Regions from separate parts of the Mus musculus genome. Here regions 2 and 3 are each linked to region 1. Evidence: chromatin loops called from intact Hi-C (ENCODE). Cell type or tissue: gastrocnemius. All regions are shown on one strand.

Region 1 (8,000 bases):
TCAAACAACAACAACAACAACAACAACAACAACAACAACAACTTATTTCTCTTAAAGGAATAAGAGAATATTCTTAAAGTAATAGCTTCAAATGTATTTCTTTTCTTTTCTTTTTTTGGTTTTTTCAAGACAGGGTTTCTCTGTATAGCCCTGGCTGTCCTGGAACTCACTTTGTAGACCAGGCTGGCCTCGAACTCAGAAATCCGCCTGCCTCTGCCTCCCAAGTGCTGGGATTAAAGGCGTGCGCCACCACTGTCCGGCTTCACATGTGTTTCTTAATGGAAAATTTAGAAATTCTAACACTTATTGGTACCTTATTACTAGCCCAATTAATTGTACTGAGATGTCCCCTCCCCCTTTGGTGGTATTGGGCACTGAGCCCAAGGTGTTACAGGAAAGCTCTCTGCCGCTCAGCTCTATCCTCAGCCCCTGACTTCCAGAGGTAGTCTGGCTTGGATATTACATCTCATGGGCTAGGTACTACATCAGGCATTTAAAGGTTCCCTGTGTTGGGGTGTGGCTCAGTCACAGACTGCTTGGCTGGTATAAGAAGCTCCCAGGTTTAATCCAAGGCACCACAACAAAGCAGAAACATATAAGCAAGCAAGAGAAAGCAATTTAAAAAAAATTTATGTGTCTGTGTGTGAAGTGTGTGTGTGTGTGTGTGTGTAGGGCTGTGTGTGAGAGCATGCCATGGGTGTGTAGAGGTCAGAGGACACCTTGTGGGAGTCAGTTCTTTCCTTTTACCATGTGAGTCCTGGGGGAATGGAACTCAAATCATCAGGCAGCTAGATGCCACGTGTCTAGCCTCTGAGGCAGCACACCAGCCCAAACCAAAAAGTTTGGAAAGTGTTTTCTTAACCAAGAGAAATTGGCAAGTGCAGCCAGCGGGCTTCCTGAGAGCCTGACCTGCCTTCTTGGGTAGTCTACACCAGGAGGGGTTAGGACAATGAGGGTCCCACCATTTCTTCCTTTCAGGGACAAGAAACCATGCCCACCTAAGAAGGTGCTTCCGGCAGAAGGAGCTTCGTGAAGTGCCTGGCCATCCAGTGTTAGTGGGGAAGCTACCACTATGATAAGAACTGGCTTTTCAGGTTCTCCGCAAGTGTAGACACAGGACAGAGTCACAGACTGCCACTTTCACGTGTCTCATGGAGAAAGCCGGGAAGAAAATATCACCTTAGGGGGTTCCCTCTCTTTCCTGCCAGAACGGTTCTGACGTGCCTAGCTGACGTGAGGCTCTTCACCTGTGTCTCCTCACGTCAACATTGTGGACAGGAGAGCGCGACGTGGAAGAGGGAGAGACGTCTGGGGGCTGCAGGCAGCTTCTGAATGGATGGAAGTCTGTAAGCCTCACGACATGGGTAGAGACAATCTCTCCCTAGAGACGGACTGCTAAAGCATGTTTTTCACAGCCAAATTATCACGGTAGCCTGCAGGCTCCAGGCCCCAAGCTGTATTTAAACGATCCTTAGAGTGTGGCACAAAGGGCACCTAGTAGCTACAAAACTTCAACAGGAAGGATAAGGTTTGGAGGTCCCCTGAAGGCATGTGGTCAGAACTGGGAGAGAGGGACAGATCTGAGATGTCCTGTCACAAAGATGGTGGCAGCAATTTAACAGGTGCAGTGTACAGCAAACCACACTGTACACTATTAATAGTAACCTGCCACTTGAAATATACTTAAAAACATACAAATGCCCATAACTCCTAGAAGAGAAACTGATTTTCTGTTCCCTTCTCTGTCCATTTTTGTTCATACTTTCAGACTGGATACACACACTGAAAACAATCCTTTAAAAGCTTGCCAGGACTCACTGGGATCACAGAATTTATCTTACTCCTTTTCCAAGCATCTTCGGTTTTACTCTATATAGCAATTCATCCCTTAGATTCTGATCTGAAAGTCACTCTCTCTGCCTCCTCTCCCATGTCTGTTATGTGTGTTTGGGACAGGTCTCACTGTATAGATCTGATTGGCCTGGAACTTGCAGCGATCCTCCTGCCTCTGCCTCCTGACAAGCCTGCCAGGCTATCTCATTGCTCCGCAGCAGTCATTCCATATGAACAATTAGAAAATGGCAGTGCACCAGACACAGACCAGAGCATCACCAGAGTAGCCTGACCATCCAGCTGGTCTCTCAGATGTTCAGGATGTCAATAAATGACTAAAAAAGATGTGTGTGTGCGCGTGCATGCACATGCGTGCATGTGTCTGTGTGTTTATATATGTGTGTGCGTGCATGTGTGTATTTATATTTATGTGTCTGTGTATATGTGTATATATGTGTACATGTTTGTATGTGTGTGTCTGTGTGTTTGTATGTGTGTATCTGTGTATGTGTTTGTATGTGTGTGTATGTATTTGTGTGTGTGTGTATGTGTATGCATGTATGTGTATGTGTGTGTCTGTGTGTTTGTGTGCATGTGTGTGCATGCATGTGTGTGACAAAGGAGGGGTGGAGACAAGGACGGTGTAATCTCAGACAAATGACATTTTGAACAAATGATTAACTTCAGGTACACTTGCAACAGCGCAGCAAAGAGGTGCTCTTCATTTGTTTTGATAGTTTTGTATTCTTCTCAGGAAAGTAATTGAATTTTCTGAGATAAAAGTTGCCATGGCTGTGATTCGATCTGTGTCACCACCACACATTGCTGTTGAGGGTCTCTGAGCTATAAGGAGCCATTTCCTATCCTTAAAAATGACATTTCAATCAAAGATTAAATCAGCTACAAGAGATGAACTCAGGGCAGTGGGTCTAAGTAGTTACTTCTAAGAATCTACGTGGACATAAGGAATCAGGTCTGCTCTAAGGACAGATCTATCCCCTAGACATTGGGGACAAATTGGACATTCTCTGTTTAGAGGCCATAAAAATAAGGACATGAAGACAGGGGAACAAGTTATCTGGGCTCTCAAGGCCCATTCTTGGAGCCCTGCAAACCACAAGTGTGTCATAAATGGGGTGACTCTGGACAACAGAGATGGCAGGTTTAGCCTCAAGGCAATGGGTGCATGAGGCCTTTCAGAGGTGCCTCTGCCAGGGAGAGAGCCTAGCACAAGGAGGCATGGTGCCTATTTGCTAGGCAGTACCTTGAAATAGTCGATAAGTGCTTTTGAATATTTTACAGCATGGTCTCTTTTGAGTCGAAACATCCGCCAGTATAGGAGAGCCAGGCATCGGTAACTGCAGGGGAAGAAGAGAAACGTGTGTCTTTCACAGCGAAGCTCCAGAACAAATCCTGTCATTTCTGACTCAATATTTTGATCACACTTATACCTCTAAAATGTTTCCATCTTAAGTATGTGTATGAGTATTTGATGTTCCTTTTGTTCAAAAAAACACGATTCAAGATTCCAAGGAGGACCCCCATACCTGCATTTACCACCAGATGAGGTGTAATAACAGCTTGAAGAGCTCTTTGTTGGGAACAGGGTCAGGCCACTCTCCTCTTCCACCACCAGAGGGCAGTGTCTCCCCACTACAGCCTGCGGGAGTGCTAGCACATTCTACCCTGCTTTATGGGGCGAGCTATTGGCCTCGCAGACGGGACAGCAATTTCCCAGATTCTATCACCTCTGCTTGTTAACGCTTTACTAGATTGTAATCAGTTCAAATAAAGTGCATTACAACCACAACAGAAATACTAATCTGAGGCTAGTTACGTTTGCTCATTTACTACAACGTTTTGTATAATTATTTATAACCTACATATATTCCAACATTAATTATTAATCACCGTCAATTTATTAATCTCATCACGGTACTTCAATAAAGAAAAGGGCATATTTAGCATTTCCTGAGACTCATTCTTTCCTGGTGCTTGACACGGGTAATTCTTCCCCAGCTCAGATCAGGAATGTGTTACAATCACAAGGCGCCCAGTATAACCCGATCCACCTCTTCTAGCACCTCAAACTCCCGAGGAAATCACGTCAAACGGCTCAAGATCATCTTGTGTCTCCCTTGCGGTTAGGCCATCTGAGATTCCATTTGCTCTTCCATCTCACAGATTAGACCTAGAGCTCAGGGAACCTGCTGAGGGCACACACCACTTGGAATTCACAGGACAAGAGACTAAGAGAGGGGCCGTACAGTTTGAGAGATGGGTTGAAGTGGCAGAGCAGATGCTGTGGGGAGAGTAATCACTGCACAGCCCTTACTGCTGTAATCCTAAGTGCAGGGAGATTAATTACCCATTAGCTAGTGTGGAAGAAATTATTTTACTACCTAAGTAAAATGAGCGTCCCCTCGGTTCAGTGTATTGATAACTCTAATGGATTGTGGGTACTCGTGCATACTGATTCGGCATGCAGAGTAACTTGTCCATGATTTTGACTGCATGTAAAGTGTTAAGTGTAAGAAAAATTCCATTTAGCACAGTTCACGTTCAAAGAACTGAGGTGGGGCCCGCTGTTTTGACTTCGCTTTTGTGTGTGGGCACATGTGTGTATATGTATGTGCTCATGCCTACCCATGCATGTGTAGAGTCCAGAGGTCCACACTGGGTGTCTGTTGTTCACCTGATTTCTCTGAGACAGGGGGCTGCTGGTTTTGGTTACCCTGATCGACTACTGTCATCATTCTCTCCCTGTGATGTGGTCAACCGTGAACTCAGGGTACCTTAGGGGAAAGTGGTCTGGAGGTTCCAGGAAGCACAGGGCAGCTCAGCACCCCATTTGCAGAGCTGGGGTTATACTTACCAAAGCGCAGCTAACTGTTTGTCCTCTGGTGTGGCATTGGGGCCTGAGTGGGTTTTTAGTCTCATAGCATACCTTAAAAAAAAAAAAGATAAAAAAGCAAAGGAATTAAATAGTTCTTTCTGGGTATCAACAGAAGTTTTTCTATGGCTCTCCACCCCACCCTCAGGTGTTCATTCTTTCCTTTCTTTTTATGTATATGTGTGTGTCTTTTTGTGTATATGTGTGTACATGTATGTACATATGGGAATGTATGGGTGCGGATGCCCATGGAGGACAGACTGGGTGTCGGATCCCCCGGAGCCTAAGTCACAAAGTAGCTTTGAGTTTTGGGATTCAAACTTGGGTCCTCTGCACAGGTAGTGGGTGTTCTTAACCACTGAACCCAACCTGAGTACATCCATCGGTGTACACAGTGCTGACAAGCCTGCCTTAAAAGCTAGCTGATGGCATTACTGTGCCAACTGGAAAGAGATGGCTTGTATGATGTGCTACCTTCTGTACCTTAATGACACAGAACCAACTCTCAGGAGTGCTGCAAGCTCGAGAAGCATTCACAGATACGGTAGGCGTCATTTCTGCATTTCTACCACACTGCGCCACTGAGGATAGAGCTGAAGCTCACCCTGGTACTTGGATGTAGTGCTCAGATTTGACTTTGTGAAGCTCTTGGCATAGCAAGCGGCTTGCTGAAAACGGCTGAGAAAGTAATCCTGCTGCTGCAGAATTTCTAAGTTCCGAGAGCAGCCCTTTGCAGCTTACCCCAGAGCTTGCCCAGGGTAGAGCCCTGTCTGTGTGACTGCCGTTTGATGGCATCGATGTTTTACACTGATGAGGCACAGACGTCTTTACCTCCCTTTTTTAAAGTCATAGTATCTTGAATACCAGACAGTGGTGTAAATTGTGTTTCAACCATCAAACCATTTACAAAGCTCACTCGAAGGAACAGTTTATTGTGGACACAGCTACAAATGTTCTTCCTCCTGGACACCCCAAGATTCCCTTTTCCACCACGTCTTTTTTATTGAGGAAGTTCCTTCATTCTTAAAAAAATTTTTTTTATTTAAGTTTTTTTTTAATTAGTTTACAAATAACTAGGTTGTATTCTGGCACTCTCCAAATACAATTTGTTTTTGTTTTATCTCCATTCCAACCTTCCATTATGCTCTGAGAACCGGAGAGGGAAGCAAGAGATGTGGGTCAACTAGAGACACATGCTTCTGGTGCCCTTAGCCTGACTCCAGCTTGAGCACTGGAAGGTTGTTTTTAGACTCCCTCTGCCCCAGTGAGAGGAGACCACTGCTGTCCTCGGAGGTGGTCTCAGCACTGACAACATGCCTTTGCTTTATGGTTGTTTTCAGGATTTGGGTTTTGTAGTCCCATGTTGTCATGGTGTGTCTTGGCATGTCTTGGTATGTCTTTAGGGTTATCCTGTTTGGGGTTTCTTGGCTTTTTGAATCTGTCTTTTGTTCAGTGATTTTTAGCCATTATGTCTTCTGCCCCATTCTCTTTTCCTCTCATTCTGGGGCTCTAGTGATAACACACACATACACACACACCACATGCACACACAGAAACATACCACACACATACATACACCACACTACACACATAAAATACATACACACATACATACCCCCTAACCTCCACACACACACACACACACACACACACACACACACACACACACACACCACATATATAACACATACACACACACACATGCCACATACAAACATACATACATACATACACACAGCACACACACATTACATGCACACACACGCACATACATACATGCATGCACATACATGCACACACACATACATGCATGCATGCACATACATGCACACACACGCACATACATGCACACACACGCACATACATACATGCATGCACATGCATGCACACACACAAAGTTGGATCTTTTGTGGTCATGTTTGCTGTAGTTTGTAGTGACTTGGAAATTCATGAGTTGGGAGTGATTCCCAACCTAACAGTACTCAGGGGCAAGAATCTTAAGATGGCCGGGCAGTGGTGGCACACGCCTTTAATCCCAGCACTCGGGAGGCAGAAGCAGGCAGATTTCTGAGTTCGAGGCCAGCCTGGTCTACAGAGTGAGTTCCAGGACAGCCAGGGCTACACAGAGACACCCTGTCTTGAAAACCAAACAAACAAAAAAAGAGAGAAAAGAAAAAAAGAGAAAAAGAAAGAACCGTAAGGTGGCTTTGTCCCCTGAATTGATTATGATCCTTTGCTCTCTGTAGCCCTGGGGAGGGAGGACATCTCTCCCTTGTAGAGAGATGCCCCTGCCCTGGCTCCCAAGTGTCTTTTAGGGAGAGGGGAGCTAGGTTTGGTGGGTAAGGCACAGATTTAAGTGGCAAAATAGCCACTCTGCTCCTTTACAAACCCCATCATGGCAGAGTTCATAACTGGTTACATTTTTATGGGGTACAATTTGACATGTGATACACATTCACACTGTATATTGATGAAGGCAAGGTAGTTAGCACAGTACCTTTTTATTCATTTGCCTTTTTTTTTTTTTTTTTTTGGTGAGAATGTTAAACCAATCAACCACCCAACGTCTCTTGAAGTTCCTCTGAAACACACCTTACCATTAACTGCTGTCATCCTTTAGGTAAGAGAACTTCCCCTCACCTCCACTTTCTGGGTACTGAGGGGGTGCCACTCATTCTGAACTCTGCTCCCTCTGGGCCAGGTGTCATATCTGCATCCGGTGTGTTTGATCGGCTTTGTTGTGGCTATGATTCACCTGTCCACTTGACAGCATGATGTCTTTAAGCAGGACACAACACTGAAGTTCACTGTAGGCCCCGTGGCATCAGATATTTAAAAATCAAACTGCACACCTGGTCTGCCTGTAGTTTTAATTCACTGTTGCTTAGCTATACACTGACGGTCCGGTCCTTCGTTGGTTTCCTTCCGAGAACTGCCTCCTTAGGTCTACATTTCAGGTTACTACTGTCATTTCTTCTCACCACTCTCGAGAAGTAGGATGAGTGAATACATTTATTCATCTGAGTGACAAGGACTAAACCCAGTGGCTTGTGCAGCTAACTGGTCTACCACAAACTTCAATCTCCATTTTCCCTATTGACCTTTTGTTTTCAAGCAACTTATAGAAGAAATGAGTTCAACACCTACCACTTCCTATCTGAGGGACACAGGGTCACATCCCCGCTCACTTTGGACAACCAGGGAGGCTTTGTGCAAGAGGTGCCCTGCCACACATACGAAGCAGGAAGGCAAGCCAAGGGAGAGTTGTAAGCCC
Region 2 (8,000 bases), 120 kb after region 1:
AAAACATCTCCAACACGCAGACTCTTGTCTCTCACACTAAATAAAAACATGATCCAATGCCGAGGCCACAATCCTAATGCTGCCATGTGTTAAACTGTAGTTCATGGCACAGACAGAAACCATCCACCTTTCCCCTCACATTATTAGCACGCGCAACAGCCAGCACAAACCGGCAGGCCGAGCTTCACCCAGAGCTGCCCGTGCTTGCAAGACTGAAGATAACCAGTAACATGAAATGACTCTTACCCTGTTTAAGGCTTGATCCAGCTGTGGCTTAGCAGGTCAGAACCTAGCACACGTGATTTAAATAACGCGCTACACATTCCAACCATCCTTCTCCCCGACTCACAGTTACACCTCCATCTCCCAGGAACAGCGTCAAGTCTGTGACGTGCCCAGGATGAAGGCAAGAGGTTTCTTGGTTAGAGTACTTTGTCTGGTTAGAGATAAAGGACAAGCAAACAGTCCCGAGCTGTCAGTTAATATTTTTAACCCGAAAGAAAGAAAAATCCATCTTCTCGCTTCACAGCCAATCTGTGTTTTTCAAACAGTGCAGATTCCTCTCCATATCAAGTGTCAGATCAGTTTCTGCTTTTTAGCACAAGACAAATAAAAAGTTATCCACGAAGTTTCAAGGGCATCTTAGAAATGAGAGCTGAAGTTTAGTACCTTTCCTTGCTATCCAATTGGCAGAGCATCTTGCAAGAAAGACAAAACCTGCAATTAATAAACCGAGTCCCAGGGTTTCAGGATCTTCACATTCCACTTCCTCCCTTCCTGGATAAGTGGAGCCGCACAGATACAAAGAACAGTCTCTCTCTCTCTCTCTCTCTCTCTCTCTCTCTCTCTCTCTCTCTCTCTCTCCCTCCCTCCCTCCCTCCCTCCCTCTCCCTCCCTCCCTCCCTCCCTCCCTCCCTCCCTCTCTCTGCCCCCTGGCCCGGCCAATATTCAGGCTCAAGACTCCATGAAACAGATATTTTCCATTCTATGACCTCAGTTTTAGGAATTCGTTTTTTTTTTTTTTTTTTTTTTTTGCTTCTTCTTCTCCAGAATCTAGTTATTTTACTTGGCAGCTTTCCAGCTTTCATTCTTTCTTTCTGTCTCTTTCTCTCCCTCTCTTCCACTCTCCACTTATCATTCATTCCTATTCATCAGTGCTTTGAAGACACTCGAGTCAAGAGTCTCGATGTGATGTCTGCAGGGTGTTAGAATTAGTAAGTGAAACTAATGGGATTTCCCACTAAATTTGAATTTTATGTAAACAACAAATAATATTTTTTTGCATATGTATGCCCTAAATATTGCACAGAACACACACTGAAAATTATTCCTTGTCTATCTGAAATTCAAATTGAACTGGGTGCCTTGTATTTTATCTGGCATCTCTACTCAGAGGTTGAAGAGAGGCATCTATTTACACCTCCCAGAGGAGGGGAACTTTCCTACAGACCTTCCTCCTGAATGTTCCTGGCCTCGAAAGCTTTCCACAGCTTCCCTTTATTTTAACTGTGGCCTACGTGCTGGATTGCGAGCTCCCCAGGGCAGAGAGCAGCATGGCATGGGCAGGGTCCATCGGAGGCACTAGGGTCTCGCACAGCACCACCCAAGGTCAGCATTTGCACAAATGCCTCCCAGGTAACAACAGACCCCAGTGCTGCTCCCAGCCATGCAAGCTGGGTCTGAGCTGATGATTTATTCAAGCACTGAGCATCAGTTTGGAATCTTCTCTGCTCAGTTCTTGTTCAGAGGCACTTGGCACGATCAGTAACAGTGACGATTAAAAACTCTGGTTATTTAGAGACATGTCAATATTCATCGTCTTACGAATATGCTGAAGTCTAGTGACCAGGACAGGTCATCTACAGAGGTGTCCTGAAAAGCATGGCTCCAGGAGTCAAACCAGGCCGAATCCTGGCTCAATCACAAACCTCTCACGCATGGATGCCTGTGCTTTGCCCATGTCATTTCTACACTCTTGGGGTGGGGACCTTCTCAGCACACTAAAAAGGGGGGCGAGGGGCACAAGATAGGGAAGACTCCCCATTTTTGAAGATGGCTTTAAAAAAAAGAAATTTTGTCTTGTGGTCAAATGAATGATTTTTCCTCAAATCTATAAATATTTTCCATCTGTATTTTCTATGTTTACTGATTTGAAAAATATTTCCAGAGTATATAGTTTCTGAAATTTTTATCATATTGGTCTAAGAAGCAAAAGTTTATGGTTATTATTTCTACTCAATTATTGCCTATTTTTCTTGTTTTACTTCTAATATTCTATTTATTCCTGGAGATTCAAAACAAACACACACATAAAACCACCCCAATATTCCTTCTGTCCTCTATGCCCTTAAATATAAGTGATCCAGTAGATATAATCAGTCTTGTAATTTTTGGGTCAAACAAATCTCCAAGTGAGATCACTCAGTGGCTCTGCGTCTTTCTGAAATTACTCCCTTTCTGTTGCTATAACGAAATACCCCAGCTGGAAAACCTTTCAACGCTTAGAGGCTGGCTTGGGTCCAATTCCTAGAGGGCTCTGGTGTTGGGTTGGCTTTGGTGAGGACCTGGAGGCAGAAGGTGCTAACGTAAGAATCAGTCACATCACAAAACTAAAAGCCAGAGAGGTTCAGGAGTCAGGCTCAGGGTTTACAATGCCCAAGAAACCAGCAACCCCAAGGAACTGAAGACTCTACGCCAGGCTCCATCTCTTATGTTAAATGTCCCTTAGCTCACTTCTGTATAGCCACACCGGACATCCAGCCTCACAGAGCACATCCAAACCACTGGACATGCCTGGAGACCACTTCAGGTGTCAATTCCCGTTTGTATTTTTAATGTAATCCAGTGCCCATGGACAAAGTGCGTTCGAAATCCCTGAAGGCTAGGGATGGCTCCGTGGATAAGGACCCAGGCTGCTTTTCCAGTGGTTTCCAGCACACATACCGTGGCTTACAACTGCATGTTACTCCAGCTCCAGGAGATCTGACGCCCTCTTATGGCCTTTCTGGGCACTGCATGCACATGGTGCCGAGACATACATGCTGGTAAACACGCATACGGACAGTAAAACGACAAAACAAAATCCAACAACACTGGTCTGTCTATTGCATGTGTACATGTGCTCGCTGGGCTACTACTTCTTCTTCTATAAAATGGAGGTGCTATGTCTACTCTGTGAAGATTCTGAGCTACCTCACCCCCCTTGCAGCTTCAGTTCACATTCGTTTAAATAACACAACTGGTCCGTGCACTTAGCATAAGTATGCCAACTTGTGGTCACTAAATACTCGCTTTTATTGCCTGAATGCTTGAAATTCCATACAGTCCTTATTTTTTAAATATGCAAAGTATTGAAAAAGAAAACAACCTAAAAAGGTGAGTGTACGTAGGCATGTGTGTAAAATTTCAGTCATCTGCCCTAACCATGTACTTCAGCCATGTCAGACTAGAGGTGGAAGTGGGTAATTCTCTATGGCAGAACCCTAGCTGCAGCGGCCAATGCATTTTACATTCTCTGTGAGATCTGGGAGGCATGGCTTCACTGTGGTGGCCTGTGCCAGCAGCAGAGGCCCTCTGAGGTGAGCAGGTGGGCTGAGGCTGGGAACCCACTTGCTGGGAGGAGAATTCCAGACTTCTGCTTAGTTCTGCCCACACTGTAGGCTCCCGCAGGGCAGGCACTAAGGCCTGGGGCCCGGCTTTCCTTGTATCCTCACAGGCCCTCCAGAGGCCTTTCTCTTGTCAGTAGGTGGGAGATGAAGACTGAAAGAGCTTTTTAGGGAACTATCAGCCCTTTGTTTAGAAATGGCATTTCTTCCTTAAGGACTGCTCTTCTCTTCAGAGGTCTCCAGTGCCAGGCCACAGACCTAAAGCAGTGCCTGTCAGCGGCTTTAGAGCCGGGCAACCAGCCAGACTCCTGGTGCTGCTGCCGCCAACTGTGAAGCCTCAGGGAGCCTGCTCAGTGCTTGGTGATACAGTGGTAATGTACCTCATCAGACTGCCCTGTGGACTGAATGCAACAATGTATCCAGTTGAGCGCCTGGCACAGAACAGGTATTTAATCTGGGGAAATATCTCAGGTGCCAGGTGTACAGATAGGATACCAGTGATAAGGGGCAAGGGTGGATTCAGTTTGTAACCACTTCAGCTGTGCATTTCAGAGGTTCCCATCTTAGACTGTGTGGAAGAGAGAACACATTCAGCTCACAGTGATAGACAGTAAGAGAAAGTGCACAAAATGCCCAGTGAATGTGTTCCAATCATTGCTGGGTTCTTCTACCAATTTATTTACTCGTACAAGGACTTTGGCACTGTGTAAATACAATGTTCTGAATGCAGGGGAGGCTCCTACAAACAAGCACGGAGAGGAAGCTGTGGGGAAGGCAGGGCTGTGCCAGGAGAAAACAAAACCAATCCATTAATGTCAGACGATATTTACTGTTGGTAACAGTCAGTAAATGTGGTAACAAGAAACAGATTCCTTCTACAGCCAAAGGTCTCCTCCAAAAAAAGGGGGAAAGAAGTTAGCATCTGCTAAGGTCACTGAGAACACAGAGCAACTGAAGTTTGCCAGGACAGGCTCTGTGCACTGGAAGGGCTCATGCCTTCTTCTAGAACTTGTGGGTTGCAACTCCATTCTTGGTCAAACGACCCTTTCATGGGGGACCCTTAAGATCACCGGAAAACACAAATATTTACATTATGATCCCCAACAGTAGCAAAATTACAGTTATGCAGTAGCAATGGAAATAATTTTGTGGTTGGGGGATCACCATAGCATGAAGAACTGTATTAAAGGGTCACAGCAGTAGGAAGGTTGAGAACCACAGCTCTAGAGACCACCCACTGTAAGCACAAGCTCATCACTAGCTGTGTATCTGGTCTTTTTAGGGGTCACTAGAAACTTCCTCCTACCGTAAAACAGGGCCCGAGCAGCTCCATCACAAGCCCGTGAGACTATCCTACAATCTTCTGGGTTTCAATTCTTTAACTGAAAACTATGTGGGTCCGATGAAGATACTTTTGAGTCCCCTGGGGTTGGGTTTTAGGGCTGTGTTCAGGCCCATCCTGTTCCAGCTCTGTGCAGAGCAAGGGCTCGGGAGATGGCCCAATGGATAAAGTACTTGTGCAAGTGTGAGAGGCTAAGCTGTAATACCCAGAACTCAGGCCAAGCGGGATGCAGGAGCAGACATCTGTAATCTCAGCGCACCTAGTGCGAGATAGGAGGCAGGTTCAGGAGAATCCCTGGAAGTCTTCTAAGGAAACCAAGTCTTTACAAGCTGGCCAGCCTTGCATAGGCAGAGGCAAACAACAACAGGGAAGAGAAGTACGAGGCTCTAGAGAATCAAACAGAGGACATGGGAATGGACGCCTCCATTTTGCTAGAGGCTTCTCTACCAGCCCTTGGGTCAAGCCTCCAACCAGGTGTAGGATCACAGAAGACATAGTCTTGTTCTAGAAGGGCAAACCTTATTGGCATTCCTACATGAACAGGAGAGTTGAACCAAGGTGATCTAACACCCGACCTCCCTCTTGGGCAAAATGGACAACAACCCTGGCATCTTTTCTCCTCCACCAGCCATGTTGACTAAGCCGTGCACGCAGGCTGCTCATGGCAGTCTCTGAGAGATGCCCCCTCATTCCTTCACAGACCTGCATCTACCTTGGGCTTCTGTATGATGTCTGAGGGGGTCTGGGAGTACTTATTTTTCATCCTTGGTATTTGAGAGTGGGGGAAGCAGGACCTGGCCAGCCTTTTCCAGCAAGGGCTGTTTCGTTAGCTTTCTCAGCTTTCTAGCTAACAGGATCTTGGCGAATCACTTACACAGATACAGAGAAGAGGTCTCCAGGGACAGACACCTAATAAGCTAAAAGATCGGACATAATTCATCATTTTACACACGTATTGCCACAGCCAAAATAAATACTACCATGGTTTCAAGTTTCTCAGTGAAAAACAAAATCTTTTTTCTTTTCTTTTCTTTTCTTTTTTTTTTCCCTGAGGGGAAACCATTTTCCAATAGACTTTGATCAACTTCCAGATGCTATTAGCTGACCAGTTTGTGTAACCCGATTATTATATGCATATGTATCAATGACACGTTTCTTGATACATTGAACAATCATTTCCTCCGTACCTAACATTTTTAAGGTAATTCTGCTATGAGCATGGAAAATTGCCATCCTTGAACAAGCTACCCCTTCTGGCTCAACAGCATGCTGCACACAGGCACGCAGGCTCAGTCAGACTGACTCTTCCCTAGTCAGCGATGCCCACAGCAGGCCAGATGTTTGTAAGGGAAGTCGTGGAAGCATTGGTCTTTGGCTTCTACAGGCCATGCATGCTCTCTGAAGTGAGGCAAAGCCTTTGCATACAGTCCTGCCCCGTGGAGGCTCGGGGAAGGGTTTGTTCTGGGCATCACCCATGGACTACACTGATAACAGATCTTTCTTTTCTTAGTCCTGGCCTCACTGGAAAACCTTTTTAAAAAACGTTGTACTAGTTTGTCTTTAATTCCTTTCATTGTTTCTAAGTTCTCTACTTGTTTTAAAGGACAAATTAAGCTTCTAATAAAGCTCTGAATGGCCACAGAGACTGGGCTGTTTTGGGGCTTTTATTCACCATAAATATTCGTCTAATGGCAATAACGGTGAGTTATTGGGTACCAGCTTGGTAATGGGCATTTTCCATACATTACCTTTGGAAGAAGGAACATTTCATGGGTTGCTGCAATTTAGTCCAGCTTATAATAACTTCCAACTCCTTTTACTGTACAATGTAGGCAACTGGACGGGCCATTCTCCTTCTGTCTCATTTTGGTTATTATTATTTTTTCTTCTTAGGAGTTTAACCCTTTTGTTTAATCCCATCATGTTGACTGATGAAGGCCATTTATAATCTTCATTCTCTCAAGGCACACTTACTCTGGCCAACTGAGGGGCATCCACAAATGTAAAGGGGCACTCTCTTGGGGTTTTGTCTTCAAGCCCGTGCCGTGACCTTTGACTTGAGAGTACATTCCTCATGGCTAGCAGGCCTCCAAAAAGGCCAGCTCAGCAATCAGCCTAACTGTGGGCTTTGCAGGGTCTTGGACATCTCCATCTGGCCATTATTCCTTGGAGGGCTATCTAGTAGTAATCTGGTCTCGTCTTCAGGTATTACAGTAAGGCTTGTTCTTCCCAGGATGGCTGCCATCTCTGAAGGAGCACCAGTGGCCCTGAGACAGCAGCAATGGATACTGGCTATGAACTTCGCTCCTATGACTGAGGTCTAGGCTTCAGGTCCTGTCTTCACCACTTAATGTATTAACAGCAGAGGAAGATGGTTACCATCGCTACATAATGTCACTGCCACTTGCCCGGTGTTGTCAGCCATTTTTATTCGACTCATAAAAATGAGGACGTGGCTGTGTTCCACTGTGGCTCTGTGTTTCCCTTGGACGAGTATAATAAGTGACACAAACCCTTTCATCTGCTTAGTGTCCATTTGCATATCTTCTCTAGTATCTTTGAGGATTTTGCCCACTTTAAACCATTTGTTGTTTATTTATGGACTTTCCCAGAGTTCCTTATATATACTGGGTACATCATTTGCCAGATTATAGACTACAGAAGTATCCTTCAAACTTTTGGCTTGCCCTTTCCTTCTGATGAAATAGGTTTCTTTTGATACAGGTAAATTTATGAGGATTTTTCTTTCTGTTGTCTGATTTTATAATTTCTCTAGAGAACATCTATTTTCAGGCAGTGAAGGTGCTGCCTTTTAACTTTCCCTGAAATTCTGTCATCTCGGTTTTATACTGAGGTCTAGCACCTGTCTCTGCAGCTGAATGAAACAGGAGACTCAGCCCCTCACTCGCTACCCTGGTATTGTTTGGTGAAAGGCTTTCTTTTCCAGCCAGCCTGCTTTGCTACGTGTGTAGAAAGGCAACTGTGCCCATGGCTGTCCTATGCCCACAGCTGTCCTTGGACTCCTGTCTTCTTCCACTGCTGTGTCTACTTTA
Region 3 (8,000 bases), 63 kb after region 1:
TCCCCCTCAGAGGTACAAGCAGACCTCATCTAGGATCCTGGCTTTGGTGTTTTAGGAGAGAAAAAGGCTAGATCAGCGTTTAAGATGTAAACAGTAAATAAGTAAATAAATAAAGATTAGTAGAAGAAGACATCTTCCTTTGGGAGACAGAGCAGTTGAAGAAAGTGCTGCTCTGTGTCTCAGACCCCGTGGAGCTGCTTCTAGTCCCTCCCTCCCCACAGGGCAGAGCCACTCTCTGGATACCCTGAAGCCTGACCCTGTTCATACAGATAGTCCTTGTGCTCCACTCCTGGTCACGGGCACTGATGAAGTTTTCCTTCATGTCACAGCTAAAATGCCCATCGGGTCCCCTTTTCTGACTGCTCCACATACCCTACCAAGGTCACCGATTCCCCCACGGCTTGATGGGGGCTTTCCTTGCTGAAGTGGCTGAAAGCATCAGCCCTGGGGTCGGAGAGTTTGTCCCAGGGGTCTGAGATGTGGAGGGAAGTTGCTCGAGTCTATTAATAGAAAGCCAGGTGCACTCAGTAGGATTTTTAGGGACAGCAGTTTTAGGACACGAAAGGAAGTGGGATCCTATTGACGGCAGCCCCTCTGTATGGCCCTAATGTTGAATCTTTTCTTCCTTGCTGAGATGGCTGTGGTCCTCAGGATGCTGACACACAACTGTTCCAAGAGGAACACTGTGCATGCTGACACACCGGACCATCCTCTCTTTGCCGAATGCCAGGCTCCTTGGGAGTGGGAGCCACAAATGATGGATCTTGGTATGTTGATCCTTGAATGGTGCCTTACCCAGTGTTCAGGTTCAGAACTGTAAATGTTCACCAAATACGTTAGTAGACAAGAAGGGGACATTTTAAGTCTTGCCATGATACAAATCACTGCAATGAGAGTGGGGATGGGGCTACAGCTGTGGGGGTGGGGCTGCACTCATCACCTGACCTCACTTGGTGCCAGAAACTTTCTGATGAGACTGCAGGATCTTCTCCCTGTCCCTGGGTTCTTAACTTACTCTACTCTAACTTAAGCATTGAGCAGTTTACTGAGACTGTCTTGCTTACCCTTGGACTGATTTTGCTATTATTAATTGTTCAGTGTCTCTCTTGTTTTATCCATGTAATAGCTGATCATGTCGCTTGACTCTCAAGCAGGCTGGTACCTGCCTGAACTCCCAATGGTGAGTCCCTCTGCATCAACTTCTTTTCAAGGCACTCTATCACTGACATGGAGTTAGATTCAGAAAATCATTTTTTACTTTAAGCCCAGAGTTGCCTCTGTAACCACAAACCACTGGTTTGGTTCGGCATTCATTCATTCATGTATGCATGCATTCATTCATACATGTATTCATTCATTCATTCATGCACTCATGCATTCATTAATCCATGCATTCATTCACTCATTTGTGCATTCATTCATTCATATATGTATTCATTCATTCATGCATGCAGTCATATATTCATTCATTTAGCCATCCAATAATTTCTTCCCTATCCCTGCCAGGCAACCTCCCAGGGATAAAAAGATGTCTACAGCAGCAAGATCGAGGATGCGAAAGGTGGCCAAGCCTACGGTGGAGGTCTCTGACCATTTCCAAGCCAGTATCGACTGAGAGGATGGCAGAGTGTACAGTTGGACCTGTGTTTGATCACAGCTAGGCCACTTGCTTCCATGTGGCCCCTGGTTGAGTCACAACATGTACCCATGGTTTGGTTTGTTCATCGTTTTGTTTTGTTTTGTTTTAAGGTTCCACGTACCTCTCAGGACTGTTCTGAAGATTTAAAAAAAATGATACAGTTTCTAAAGAGTAACACTACCCTTTGGAGACAAACTAGAGAACAGGGGCTATAGGCTCGGCCAGTAGCGACCTGTTGCTTTAACACTGTGAGCGCTGTGAGTTTAAAACTTCCTTAAAAATGTCCCATCTCTTCTTTTTGATGCTTAGAGAAAGGATCCCTTGAGCCAGCCAGCTAGCTCAGCAGGTGACAGCACCTGCCATTAGGACTGATGACCAGAGTCATTGTGCTCTAGGTCTCTAAGAGGTAAGGAGAGGACCCTTCTCAAATTGAGGACCTTCCTCAAATTGCCCTCTGACCTTCCCAGACACCCAGTGGCACAAGTGTTGCCCATTATAAGTGAAAAAATGTAAAATGTTTTTAGAAGGGATCAGTTAGCAGTGCCTAGCAGCTGCAGACCTCCCTCACACCCACCGGACTGAGCAGAACAGAGCCTAAGGGTAGGTACACTTGTGAGTTGGTGGCCGTCGCCAGTGCACTACACGCCCTTGGTTCCTCTGAAGCTGGCCTGTTGGACTGGAGTGGGCAGCAAAAAGAAGCTGGAGCCCCTGCTGAGCCAGCCAGCACCTCACCTCACCCCCAATACGTGTTTGATCTTGTCTCTGGACACAGACCATTTCACACTCGGCTCTGTAGATAGAGGTGAAGCTCCCTTAATTGTAGGCTATTTGTCATCGACTTCATTTCCATCTATTCTTCCCCATGGAAAATAGGACTCCATGCATGAGATTTATCTGAGAAAGGGGAAAACAGAGAGCCAAGTTCAGAAGACCTCTCTCCATACCCCTGCCTCCTGCTGGCGGAGGCCCTGAGAAGCAGCACTTCTCATAGGGTGCACTTCATCCCGCATTGCACCCCATCGAGCGCATGGTGCTCGGCAAGTCTCCGTGGAATAAATGAATAAATCTGAGGCAGTTGTTTGGATTTCAATATAAATGGATCTTGGACCTGAGAATCTGCCAGATGGGCAGACAGGTTATAGTCTGGTGATGTGTCTCCAAAGCTATAAAAATGTAGCCATGGCTGGGAGTTGCACGCTGACATTTCAGAAAATGATTATATGCACAATTTAAGCACTCGGCCGTTCCTGCCCTCCAAGTGCCGCTGCTTCACGGCTGCGCTGATACTAGCTTTCTTGCGCCTTCCTCTCTCCTTTCCTTTTCTTTTCTTTCTTTCTTTTTTTTTTTTTTTTGAGTCAAGTGAATTTTTTCCTCAGCCCCTCATATTTCTAACAGAGTGTGATTTATTCATACCAAATTATGCTCCATTTTTATAAAGCCTGAGTTGCTGCAAATGATGCTGAGGTTCCACAGAAAATATTAATTCCTGATCTGGTGCTATAAAGCATGCCTGCTCTCCGTGCAGAGGCTCTGTCGCCCCAAGACAGATGGAAGCAGTCTGGGGGTATGATTAACTTCTTAGTCCTGGCAATCTCCTCCCGCTCCTCTGGCCGCAGACTTCCAGATTGACCTCCAGCTCCTCTGCAAATGAGCAGTCGCTCAGATTGATGAATCACACGCATCCCTCTTCTGATCAGGGCTGTCTGCTATTTACTACTTACAGAGAGAACTTAATCACAGTCAGGGCTCCTCGCAGGCTGCACACACATCCTGCCCCTCTCAGAGCCCTTGCATATTCTCCACGGTTCTGATAACAAGGCGGCTTCTGCAGTGCAGAGTCTCCCATCTTTGTAAAGGAACCAGGCATCCATTTCTTCCCCTCCCTCCCCACGTCCATTAAGTACAACTGCCCATATGAAGAAAAAGCACTTAGATTATAAAGATAGAGCCCCGTGCAAAGTCATCTCCATTAATTGGCTTATTTATCTCCTCAAAAAACTGTCACCTCTTCCTGCCCTGGCTGCTTGTTGTTTTCATCCTTTGGGGACACCAATGGGGCTCGAACTTATCAAAAATACAAAAAATACAAAAAATCAAATCAAATCAAATCAAATCAAATAAAAAACCACAAACCCACAGTCAGGTATCGAGAAGAACCAAACTCGTACTGCCCCATCTTCCCAGAACAGGTCGATCCTGTCATCTCAGGGTGTATCTGGTGAGCTGGCTGGAGTCCCGCTTCTCATTTTGCCTAGTGTACTCTTCTATGGCTATGTAGACTGCACTATAAACAAAGCCCACTGCTCTGGTCAGTATATGAGGCGAGTTTCGAAGTTAGGCAACGGATGCATTATAGCTTTTATTTTCCAGGACTGTTTACTGATCATGAGACTTCCCAAACTTCAGAGCCCATGTCCCGGGTGTTAAGCTCCAGTGTGCCAGTGTACTGTGGATAGAGACAGGCCAGGACTGTGTGTATCTGAGAAAGTTAGACAAGGACTAGTGAGTGGCCCAGCGGGCAGAGGGGCTTGCCACTAAAGCCCCTCTGCCCGCTGAGATCTCTGAGATCTAAGTGGAGAAGGCCGATTCTTGCACGTTGTCTTCTGATCTTGAGACATAAGCACGCACACATGCACCTGTACACACACACACACACACACACACACACACACACACACACAGTGTAAGACATCTTTTAAATAAGCTACAAGAAAGGGTTTCTGCAATGAAGAAATGATGTTTGAAGAGACAGATGCTTCTCTGCCCAACTCCAGAAATCACAAACTTAGAGAACACGTCAGGCCTGAGCATGTTTGGTCTTTTGGATAAAAAGGGGAGTGCCATGTAACTGTTATGGAACTTTATAGACAGAAATGAGAACAGGCTAGAAGACGGAGTTGAGGAAGCCAGAGGAATCCTGTGATCTGATGTCTGATAGATTGTGATGATTTACACTGTCAGCCTGACGGGATTAAGAATTATGTAGAAGAGCCTTGAGGGACAGCGGAATTTAGGTTAACAGAGATGGGAGGACCCACCTTAACTGTGTGCGGCATGGTTCTGCAGGCTGGGGGCGCCCAGAGCAAAGAGAAAGGAGGAAGTGAAGGACGGTTCATTGCTACCCAATTCCTGACTGAGGACATAATGTGACTGGCTGTCCCAAGTTCCTGTCATGATGACCTTCACAGAATGCCAAGGAACTGTGAGCCCACATGAACCCTTCCTTCCTTAAGTTGCAGATATTTTGTCACTGCCACAGTGACTAATGGATTTTTCCCATGCTCTGAGTAGCTGCCCCGGGTAGCCCACGGCTGGGATGATCAGTTTCATTGCAAATCTGTAGTTATTCTGACAGACAGAATCGTAACCAAATCATACCATGATATGGACCCAAGGCACAATGATATTTTTTTCTAAAGATATTGGTTTACTCAAAATATTAAGTAACAGGATAGAAAAAGATACCTGCCGTGTGAGCCGTTACTATCCTCTAATTAAAAACAAAACAAAAACAAAACTAGAAAATAATGAATTAGTGAATCCAAAAAATTCAGTAGGTGCTTTTAAGTCCTGAGTTTGAAGAAGAGCTTTTACAATTCATTTTTCTTTATTTTGAAAACAGGATCTCACCATGTAGCCCTGGCTGGCCTAGAACTCACTATGAGAGCTGGGTATGGTGCTCGCCTTTCATCCCAGCACTTGGGAGGCAAAGGCAGGTGAATCACTGTGAGTTCAAGGCCAGCCTGCTCCACACAGCAACATCCAAGCCAGTCAAGTTACACAGTGAACCATCTCTAAGTGACTCCAGATGCTCTCACCTATGCCCTGATAATGAAAACAGAATGTGTCCTGAGTGGGAGGAAGTGGCACAATTCTCGATGAGCTAAACAAGCCAACCATAAGATCTCAAGTTTGCCCAAGGCACATACCATCACATACACATACCTTAGAGGGGTGTCCAGCCTAGGGCCACGAGTTGCATGTGCTTAAAAATGGCTACCAACTGCAACCCAACACCAAACCCAGAAGTCACTTAAGAAATGTCTTCATTGTAACTCAGTCATTTGGTTCTTGAACACAGATTTTGTCATAATGGTGTGTCACAGTGTCAAAAAGCTCGTCACTCAAGTGGCTAGGCTCTGAATTAATGCAGACAGAGAGAAACAAGGAGAAGGCAGCTCCCCACAAAGGCGTCGCCAGAGCAGTGCAGTAGTTTGTGCTATCACCTGGAAGTGAGCCGAGTTCCTCTAATTCTGAATAAAAACCTTCTGGATAGAAGAGGGGAATGGCCTTTTATATTGGGGAAGAAAGCAATGGTGACACCGGGGCCCTGGCTTCTGGGCACTGCGCTGGCCTGACAGGTTCTAGTGAGAATATTCAAAAGAGGTCAAAGGGGTCCTCATTAAGATCTATCCACAATGGCTTCCCAGGGCTAAGTCACTGAGAGAGACTTTTGATTGTGTCCTGCCTGGTTTCTGATGCAGCCAATCTGATCTTAGATGGTATGCCCATTTTCTTAACATACGGCGGTTTGATTTATTCTGACAGAGGCTGCCATGATGCTTCTCAGGGTAACATACACGGTTTTTCATCGAAAGGGTGTAAATGGGTGGTTTGTGGTTTATCAACAGGGTTTTGAAACACTGCACTAATGTGATATCACAAGCTTCTCATGACCCCCCCAGAAAGGACGTACTGTATGTACAGTAATGGCCATTCTGGGAACCTGGATTTCCCTTGCTTTTCAAAGCATTCGACCAAAAGACTCTTACGTTCAAAGAGAAGACAAAAAGAAGAAAGAAATATATGTAGGAAGAGCTTGATTGGGTCACAGTGTGAGTCTGGACCCTTGGTCCCTCTGACCAAAGGGCCCAGAAGCACTGCCCGATTCGGAGACTGTCACTGGCGAAAGGCTCTTGGTTGAAATAAGCTTCCTCAGGTTCAGGCCCCCACAGGAAGTGCTTTCAACTCGTGTGCTCTCTGTAAGTCACCTACGTGAGGAGCCGCACCTGGGAGGAGTGCTGGACTGATCTGGTTCAGTCAGCAATTGCTCATTCATTCTGAAGGGAAGTCCGAAGGAAGGGAGGGCAAAGGCTGGCTAGACAATCCTGATGTGTGTGCCAGTCACCTCAGGGGCATCTCTGACTGAGTCTGACACTGTCGAGATAGAGAGATATGTCGGGGGTTCATCTGACTGCTGACAGAGCACAGGTGTGCCTGTGTGCCCGCTCTCTCACCCACTCTCGCCCTTGCCCTCTTTCTCCCTGCCTCTCCTTTTCTCTTTCTCTCTCTCTCTGCCTCTGTGTGTCTCTCTCTCCCTCTCTGTCGCTGTCTCTTTCTCTGTCTCTTTCTCTCACACACACACTCGCATACACAGACACACACACACACAGACACAGACACAGACACACACACACACACACAGACACAGACACAGACACACAGACACACACACACACACACACACATGTCATGGTCTGTTCTAGGTGTGAGTTCCAGTTTATGCTTTTTCTTCAGGGTTATGACTCCTTGAGTCATACAAGGCAGGACAAACAACGGAGGGCATACGAAGTCCGGTGGATGAGCAACAGGCAAAGGTACAGGGAGTAGGGCAGGAGAGCACGAGTGGGTGGCTTGTACGCGTACGGCTCAAGAGAAAATCTTATCGGAAGACAGAGTCCTCTGGGTGAACCAATATGGAAAGAGCGAAGAAAACACCTCAAAGTAAAGAGATACTTATTGGTGAGAAATGAGCTTGGCTCTCAGCCAATTCCAAAGTTCAGAATTTACCACACCACTCAGGCCTTCCCCGCTAAGATTCTTGTCTCTTGTTTCACGGCACAACAAGGGATTCTTCATACTTTATGTGAAATACAACAAGCCAAGTTTTGCGGTAATAAACTCCATGCACGCATGACAAATCCAAGCACGCTGAATGTTTAACATCCCAGTTCGCAGATTCTTTAGGGACAAAATCCGATTATGAATTATATGCCACAATAAATAGGGCTCAATGTTTCATAAAGCAATTTATAGTTCATAAAAATGACAAAATGTACCTGTCAGCTAGAGCGCGGAGAGCTGTTCTCTGGGCTGCCTGCTGGAAGAAAAGGGAGAGATGTTTATTTAATATTCTGACTTTTAAATTATGCGCTCAATCAACACTTAAAAAAAAGTATCTCACACACATGCACATTTTTGTCAAGCAGCCAAAGTTTAAACTGTTAGCAACACAGTGGAGAGCCCTGCTATGTCATGAAAGCAAGCTTCTTCGTAAAGGGTGCTGCAGTAACACAATTTTTCCAGCAGGGGGCGACTGTGGGGGCAAGTGCTACATACTTCTCCCTGGCAGTGTGGGGCA

The links. Peaks named below come from ENCODE experiments on the same cell type or tissue, not always from the same donor. Only the 100,000 strongest peaks of a DNase experiment are listed, where the experiment ranks them.
Region 2: a loop joins it to region 1, with 2.6 times the contacts of the local background. A loop is called at or near these places in 4 of 42 quality-filtered maps.
Region 3: it touches region 1 in a loop (2.3-fold over the local background); 2 of 42 quality-filtered maps call a loop at or near these places.

The regions. Positions count from the first base shown.
Region 1 is chr1:38,182,228-38,190,227 of GRCm38, forward strand. Aff3 (AF4/FMR2 family, member 3) reads right to left here. Exons shown (of 22, transcript NM_001290814.1): 18 at 4,709-4,780; 19 at 3,098-3,191. Among named protein-coding and RNA genes, the nearest start is that of Gm16150, 33 kb to the right of the region's middle. In gastrocnemius, a CTCF peak has its summit at 3,469 (motif pointing right); DNase peaks (open chromatin) are centred at 381 and 3,480.
Region 2 is chr1:38,304,432-38,312,431 of GRCm38, forward strand. The region is part of intron 8 of Aff3 (AF4/FMR2 family, member 3); the gene reads right to left. Among named protein-coding and RNA genes, the nearest start is that of Gm16150, 89 kb to the left of the region's middle. In gastrocnemius, a CTCF peak has its summit at 3,005 (motif pointing left); DNase peaks (open chromatin) are centred at 1,931, 2,545, 2,990, 3,612 and 1 more place; H3K4me3 peaks cover 798 bases; H3K27ac peaks cover 4,396 bases.
Region 3 is chr1:38,244,943-38,252,942 of GRCm38, forward strand. It overlaps Aff3 (AF4/FMR2 family, member 3), which reads right to left. Exons shown (of 22, transcript NM_001290814.1): 10 at 7,699-7,739. It overlaps Gm16150 (a long non-coding RNA gene), which reads left to right. Exons shown (of 4, transcript XR_865363.3): 2 at 635-767; 3 at 1,127-1,180; 4 at 1,507-2,709. Among named protein-coding and RNA genes, the nearest start is that of Gm16150, 30 kb to the left of the region's middle. In gastrocnemius, CTCF peaks have their summits at 4,714 and 7,943 (motif pointing right); DNase peaks (open chromatin) are centred at 2,328, 3,276 and 7,953; H3K4me3 peaks cover 475 bases; H3K27ac peaks cover 1,327 bases.